3 separate regions of the Homo sapiens genome follow, and all the other regions are linked to region 1. The links are chromatin loops, found by intact Hi-C in ENCODE. Cell type or tissue: heart right ventricle. All regions are shown on one strand. Region 1 has its middle 24 kb from the start of LINC01926. Region 2 has its middle 7.3 kb from the start of ZNF532. Region 3 has its middle 22 kb from the start of ZNF532.

The links. Peaks named below come from ENCODE experiments on the same cell type or tissue, not always from the same donor. Only the 100,000 strongest peaks of a DNase experiment are listed, where the experiment ranks them.
Region 2: a loop joins it to region 1, with 2.9 times the contacts of the local background. A loop is called at or near these places in 52 of 110 quality-filtered maps.
Region 3: a loop joins it to region 1, with 2.7 times the contacts of the local background. A loop is called at or near these places in 31 of 110 quality-filtered maps.

Annotation. Positions count from the first base shown.
Region 1 is chr18:58,788,588-58,791,087 of GRCh38, reverse strand. No RefSeq gene overlaps it. Among named protein-coding and RNA genes, the nearest start is that of LINC01926, 24 kb to the left of the region's middle. RefSeq lists an enhancer at 1,167-1,972. In heart right ventricle, no CTCF peak of the experiment used is centred here; a DNase peak (open chromatin) is centred at 1,416; H3K27ac peaks cover 2,150 bases.
Region 2 is chr18:58,856,333-58,858,832 of GRCh38, reverse strand. No RefSeq gene overlaps it. Among named protein-coding and RNA genes, the nearest start is that of ZNF532, 7.3 kb to the left of the region's middle. In heart right ventricle, no CTCF peak of the experiment used is centred here; no DNase peak of the experiment used is centred here.
Region 3 is chr18:58,841,345-58,843,844 of GRCh38, reverse strand. No RefSeq gene overlaps it. Among named protein-coding and RNA genes, the nearest start is that of ZNF532, 22 kb to the left of the region's middle. In heart right ventricle, no CTCF peak of the experiment used is centred here; no DNase peak of the experiment used is centred here; H3K27ac peaks cover 822 bases.

The sequences.
Region 1 (2,500 bases):
AACACCCTTCCTCAGCTCTCCCGAAGCCTCCAAGATTCTCATTTAACAGGTCTGAGTAGTGCCTAGAAAATCTTCATTCTTCATTTTCAGCAAACTTTCTAAGCCCGAGGCTAGTGTTTTCTTTTTTCTTTTTCTTTTCTTTTCTTTCCTTTTTTTTTTTTTTTTTTTTGAGATGGAGTTTCCTTCTTGTTGCCCAGGCTGGAGTGCAATGGTGAAATTTTGGCTCACTGCAACCTCCACCTCCCGGGTTCAAGCAATTCTCCTGCCTCAGTCTCTCTAGTAGCTGGGATTACAGGTGGATGCCATGATGCCCAGTTAATTTTTGTATTTTTAGTAGAGATGGGGTTTCACCATGTTGGTCAAGGCTGGTCTCGAACTCCTGAACTCTGGTGATCTGCCCGCCTTGGCAGATCTGTGGCTTGCATTTTGCACTTTCTGTATCTTAACACATCTTTCCATGTCAATAGATATAAATATACATCATACTTATGGTAGATTTTCAGGTATATGTGGAGATGCTTATTTGAGGGGACCATACCATCTGGGACCTTTGACTTCCTTTTCAACTCACACTGTCTAGCAAACACCCACTCTGCTGGTGGTTAAGGCTAGAACTTGGGGTGCATTTCTGAATCCCAGAGTCCTGACTGGGCTTGGAGGTGAGGAGCTCTTGGCTGGTCTGGGCCTTCTGCATTCTGCATCAATACTCATGGGCTTCTGAAAATAGTCACCAGTATTTTCAGCCTCTGATGCTGATCCTGAGGGTCTCCCAGCTCCGAGGCCACCGTGAAGCTGCAGGGCTTGCAGTTTGGGGTTACACAGAATGTCCATCCCAAGTCCCAACCCCCCACCTCCCATGCACAGGAGGCCAGTGGGGATAGTGTTTAGGATTCAAGGACTGAAACCTTAAGCCAAGTGAAACCACAGCGCCCGCCTTTGAACTGCAGAGATAGCTCCCCCAGCTCTCCCCTCCCAAGAAGGCCCTGGGTCCGCAGCAACAATGCAAAGTTCAAATCTATGACTACTTGCTAGCGCATTTGGGAACCATTAAGTGACCTCTGACCTCCCCTGGCCCTTGGACATGTGACCCTTAGGGGCTGTCTTCCCTGCCACAGAGACTGGGCGTGAGTTGTTGGAACCAAAGGAAAACTGTGTGTAGCAGCCTGTTTTGGAGATTAAATGAACTTAAAAATACAATCTGTAGTAAACTTTATTTTATTTTTTTAGTAATTGGGATAATTGGCTTCAGTCTGTGAGATAAACAAACTACAAAGCAAATCCTTTAACCTCCTGTGCCGGGCTGTAAAGGGGCCCGCATTTGTATTTTCCTGATGCTTTTGGTGACCTAAGGGCTGGCCTCTCTGCCTCTGGACTGGGGCTGGCACAAAGCCGGGCTAATCACAGAGCACTTTCGGAAATGAGGGTCTTGAATGGAATTTCCTCAACACGCCCTCGGCAGTCTGCAGCCTCCTCACTGAGTTTTCCCTTCTGGAAGGCTCTGGGCTGGGCAGGGCTGGAGAACAAAGGAGCCGTTTCTCTGAGTCTTCCTCAGAGCCCAGAAAGCCTCCTGACCCAACAAAAATTCAATAAAAGCAACTCTTGTGTTCCCTTCCGTGTACTACGGCTGTCAATAAATCAAGTGCTAGGGCTGAAAATAAGTCAAATGCTGCATATTCACAGTTAACAATGTGTACATCTCTGTGGGGGGAATAAAAATTGTTTACTGTAGATAAGAGTCTTGCCCTCAAAGAGCTTAATATTTACTTGGAATATCATGACTAATCACAGCAAGAGGAAAAAGTCAAATCATGATTTGTGGCAGCAATCCAAGCAATCTTGGGACAAAAGTAACAAGCTTTAAGAGTTCAGTAAATGCAAACTGTTGAGCATCTCTTCTACTAGACAAGGCTGCAGAAACCCTAAGGTGGGGACTTATCTCAAAGATAGCTGTCATTATTTTTTCTTTCCTCCCATGCACCTACCACTCCCTTTTGGAGAGGTGGAGCCTATCTCTCCACCCGCTGGGATCTGGGCTGGCCTATGACGGCTTTGACAAATAGGATGTGATGGAAGTTATGCTCTGCCAGTTAGGTCTAATCCTTAAGAGGCCTGGCAATTTCTGCTTCCCCTCTCTTAGAAAGACCCAGCTGACATGCTATGGGAAGTCCCTAAGCCACCTGGAAAGTCCAAGTGGAGTACAATTGAGGCTCCAGGACCATGGTACCAGCTGAACTCCCAGCCAATAGCACCAAGTCACCAACTCCGAGTGATCCACATGGAGGTAGATCCTCCAGCCCTGTTGATCCACCTCAGCTGCCAAGCAGTCCCTGCCTGCTTAGCCCCAGTTGCAAAACTGTGAGCAAATAAATGATGGTTGTTGCATTCTTGCATCTGCTTTGCTTTCACCACAATCCCTGTAAAGAAGGTGTTTCCAGGCGTGGTGGCTCATGCCTGTAATCCCAGCACATTGGGAAGCCTAGATGGGAGGATTGCTTGAGGC
Region 2 (2,500 bases), 68 kb before region 1:
CTTGCCTCCAACCTGGCCAACGTTCAATGCATTCTGCACACTAAACCTTGAGGAATCTCTCCAACGATACCATCTTGTCACTCCTCTGCTCAAATGTTTCCAGATGACTCAATTGTCCTTAGAATGAGGTCCAGATTATAACTGTGACTTAGAAGTTTCTTCACGATTCGACCCATTTGCCTGCCCATGTCCCTGCCCCTCCATCCTCACATTTCAAGATCCAGGCTTGCCTTTTTGTTCTTTGAATATCACCTACTTCCTGTCACTGTCAGGCTTTCGCACATGCCGGCCCCGCTTTCTGGAAGACTCTCCTTACCCTTCACAACCTCCTCATCTAAGTCCTGTGTATTGGCCAGGTGTAGTGGCTCACACCTGTAATCCCAGCATCCTGGGAGGCCAGGTCAGGTGGATCACTTGAAGTCAGGAGTTCAAGACCAGCCTGGCCAACATGATGAAACCCCGTCTCTACTAAAAATACAAAAATTCGCTGGGTGTGAGGGCGGGCACCCGTAATCCCAGCTACTCAGGAGGCTGAGGCAGGAGAATTGCTTGAACCCGGGAGGTGGAGGTTGCAGTGAGCTGAGATCACGCCACTTGACTCCAGCCTGGGCGACAGAGCAAGACTCTGTCTCAAAAAAAAAAAAAAATCTAAAAGTTAAGTGCTCAGAACACCAGGATTAACACCTATAAGGTTTGGGGTTTTTTTTCCAATGACAAAGATAAAAGATGATCAAATACTTTAACATTTTCTGCTAAACTTAACGATGACTATTTTGAAGTCTCTTTTGAGGTTTCTTATTTAATACCAAAAGACTAGAAGTCACATGTCACTGGGAAAAGTTTCTGGAAAAACTTGGTTATTTCTGGAAAAGTTTAAAAATGAATAATAATAATTGACATATATAAACAAAAAACAAATGCTAAAATATGAAAATAATAACCAGAAAATACGGCTGCAACATAAAATACATTCGTCAGCAAACAGTTGGAAGATGCTTAGAAAATATTGCTGTAGGCCAAGTGTGGTGGCTCATGCTTGTAATCCCAGCACTTTGGGAGGCTGAGGAGGGCGGATCACGAGGTCAGGAGATCGAGACCATCCTGGCTACTAAAAATACAAAAAATTAGCCGGGCGTGGTGGCAGGCGACTGTAGTCCCAGCTACTTGGGAGGCTGAGGCAGGAGAATCGCTTGAACCCAGGAGGTGGAGCTTGCACTGAGCCGAGATTGCGCCATTGCACTCCAGCCTGGGCAATAGAGTGAGACTCTGTCTCAAAAAAAAAAAAGCAAGAAAATATTGCTGTAGATTTAAAGAAACACACATTAGAATAGATTACACAGTGTGGGAGGTTTGTGCAACTGTTGAATGCCTCTGCTTAAGGTATCTGCTTGCCCCTGTTCTCGTGATGACACACCTGAAAACACTTATTTTTTATGAACCACTAAAAAAAGTGTTTAGCAGAGAAGGTATATTATCAACAATAAATGATCTCTTTAATCAAAACATTATATCATTTTATTTAGAACAGGAACAGTAACCACGAATGGAGTAGCTTCTATACAGGAATTTAAAATTCTGGGGTTAAATTACGAAAATTCCAACACACACAAAATGTATCACCGATTCAGTTAAAATATCAAAATGCAAATTCAACACTTTCCAATTTATGTTGCAGAAACAATTGAGTGATACTGGCAAAGAGCGACTCACCACCCAAATGTCAACTAAAATCTTTTGCATAGCTGAAGGATGAGATTGAGCAATGAGCATTATGATTAAGTAAACAGTAAAAACGGCTGGGCGAGGTGGCTCACGCCTGTAATTTTAGCACTTTGGGAGGCCAAGGCAGGTGGATCATCTGCGGTCAGGAGTTCAAGACCAGCCTGGCCAACATTGTGAAACCCTTTCTCTACTAAAAATACAAAAATTACCCGGGTGTGGTGGCCAACGCCTGTAATCCCAGCTACTCGGGAGGCTGAGGCAGGAGAATCGCTTGGACCAGCGAGGCAGAGGTTGCAGTGAGCCGAGATAGCACCATTGCACTCCACCCTGGGCAACAAGAGCAAAACTCCGTCTCAAAAAATAAAAATAAAAAAGTAAATGGTAAAAATAATCTGTCTCTTCCTACTGGCAGAAAACTTTGCAAGGCATCCTCTCCCACTAGGACAGCCCTTTAAACAACCAAGTTTGAAAAAAACTAAACAGAGTAAAATCCTCAAATCATTTTATCACACTATTATGCCAATATTTCAAAAAAAAAAAGAGAAGCATATTCAATCATACCTCAAATATTAAGCATTGTAGTAAGAGCAAATTATTTTCTACTGCTAGTAAATAAAATTAAATGTTAATGGTATTGTTTAGTCCATCATTTCAATATTTTTTAATTTCTATTTTTGTATATCTTTTGTAATGTACATATTAGGATAGTACTAACTATATTTAAGCTGTAAGTTAGTTTTTATAAATTATAAGTGAATAATTGAGATGAATACTCAAA
Region 3 (2,500 bases), 53 kb before region 1:
GTTCCAGTCTGAAAAGAGCCTTTTTAATTATAGGGTTTTGGGGGTGGGGGAAGCAGGGTGTGGGAGAGTGGCAGGGGCGGGGGAGTGGATGTAGTTTTTCACGGTAAGAGACTGAAAAGTCTTTTATCTATTTAAAAGGATAGCAGGTGGGCTCCACTAACAAGTCTTAACCCCAGGACTTAGCTTAACCCTGGAGAAAATGTTTTTCATTTTCACCCCTATGTATTTGCTGGTTCTTCACTTCTTTAAATTGCAAGCTCTTCAAATAGAGCTCAGAAGGCCTGGGGGAGTAGGCAGTTCAGCCAAGGACAGTTCCGAGGGTTTGGAATACCTCTGCACAACAGAGCTCCTGGAGACCTCGACAGTTGCGCAGGCAGCCCTGAATCAGCAGCTCCCAGGCAACGCTGACCCGAGCTATTTTGAAGCTGGTGACACTAAAGCCTATGACTGTCACCCGGATTAACAGCGTGGGAGCTAGGATTTTTGATAGTGTTAGGTAATTCCACCCATCTGAATTTCTCTATTTCGATTTCTCACCTCAAGCCTAAAAACATCCATGCAACTCATTCTAGAAAGAAGCCCAATCTAGTTAATTTTACCAGTGAACTGTATAGGATGAAATCCCTACACAAAAGGGCAGGGCCAGAGCCCGCTCCATGTGGAAGGCATGCTTGGAAGTCCAGGGTCAGCTCAGCACTGTCTGGCTTCTTGTCTTCTCAGGATTTACTCCCCCTTCACCATTTTTGTCACTTTCCATTTTTTTTCTGATTATTTTTATTGCAATACAGATGAGGTCTCCTTAGGTTGCCCAGGCTGGTCTTGAACTCCTGGGCTCAAGTGATCCTTCCGCCTCGGCCTCCCAAAATGCTGGGATCATAGGCATGAACCACTGCACCAGGCCTCTTTTTACTTTTCAAATTATGTTTATTGAGGTATAATTTATATACAGCTTAAAAATTCACCCTTTTTTGGTGTATAGTTCTATGAGTTTTGACAAACAAATGTTATGCTGTGAGATGAACTGTATCTGCCTCCCAAATTCATATCTTCTTGAAGACCTAGCCCTCAATGTGATTATATTTGGACATAGAGCTTTTTTTATTTTTTAGATAGAGTCTCACTCTGTCGCCCAGGCTGGAGTGCAGTGGCGTGACCCCAGCTCACTGCGACCTCCGCCTCCCTGGTTCAAGCAATTCTCCTGCCTCAGCTTCCCAAGTAGCTGGGATTACAGGTGCCCACCACCATGCCCGGCTAATTTTTGTATGTTTAGTAGAGACAGGGTTTCACTATTTTGGCCAGCTGGTCTCAAACTCCTGACCTCAGGTGATCCACCCGCCTCGGCCTCCCAAAGTGCTGAGATCACAGGTGTGAGCTGCCACCGCGCCGGGCTTATCATTTCTTAATATACTTAGTTCAAACTGATTAGTCAGATTAGTTTTATTCAAAAGCAGGAATGAAGAAATGGAAGATGAGACACAGCACACGTCAGTCCCACATTTCTAGTTGTCTGCTGGCAATTTTCATTTGGATATCCCACCAGCATGTCCAACCCATAAATTACCTTCCCTCAAATCAGATCTTCCTTTGGAAGGAAGGGCTGTTAACTTCACCTAATCATTGAGTTCAAAACCTCGGTGTCATTTTTGTCTTTATTTTTCCTCATTCTCTACATTAGCTTAATCTCTAAGTCCTGTTGACTTTGCCTTCATGAAGTCTTAGTTGTTCACGATTATCATCTTGATGAGGCTCAGAAACCAAGACCCGGCTGGGCACAGTGGCTCATGCCTGCAATTCCAGTACTTTAGGAAGCCAAGGAGGGAGGATTGCTTGAAGCCAGGAGTTTGAGACCAGCCTGAGCAAGATAGTGAGACCCCATCTCTACAAAAATAAAAACTTAGCCAGGCGTGGTGGTGCGCACCTGTAGTCTTAACTAACTGGGAAGCTGAGGTGGGAGGATCTCTTGAACCTAAAGCCTGGGAAACATAATGAGGCCTCGTCTCTACAAATTTTTTTTTTAATTAGCTGGGTGTGGCGCCGCATGCCTGTAGTCCCAGCACTTTGGGAGGCTGAGGTGGGCAGATCACTTGAGGCCAGGAGTTCTAGACCAGCCTTGCCAACATGGAGAAACCCTATCTCTATTAAAAATACAAAAATGTAGCCAGGTGCAGTGGCGCAAGCCCATAGACCCAGCTACTCTGGAGGCTGAGGATCACTTGAGCCCAGGAGTTCCAACCTACAGTGAGCTGTGATCATGCCACTGCACTCCAGCAAAACATCTCACCCCACCAAAAAATTCCTTTTTTAAAAGTACTTTAAAAATACGAGACAGCCAGGCTGTCTAAAAAAAAAAAATAAGAAAGAAAAGAAAGAGACCAATACACCCAAATGTGGTGCTTTGACATGCTGAACTGAAGAAGCCTCAAGGTCTTTCTGATATCCCCCCTCAACATCTCTCCCAAAACCTTTATCTGCCTAAGAACCAGACCCATCAAAATAAACA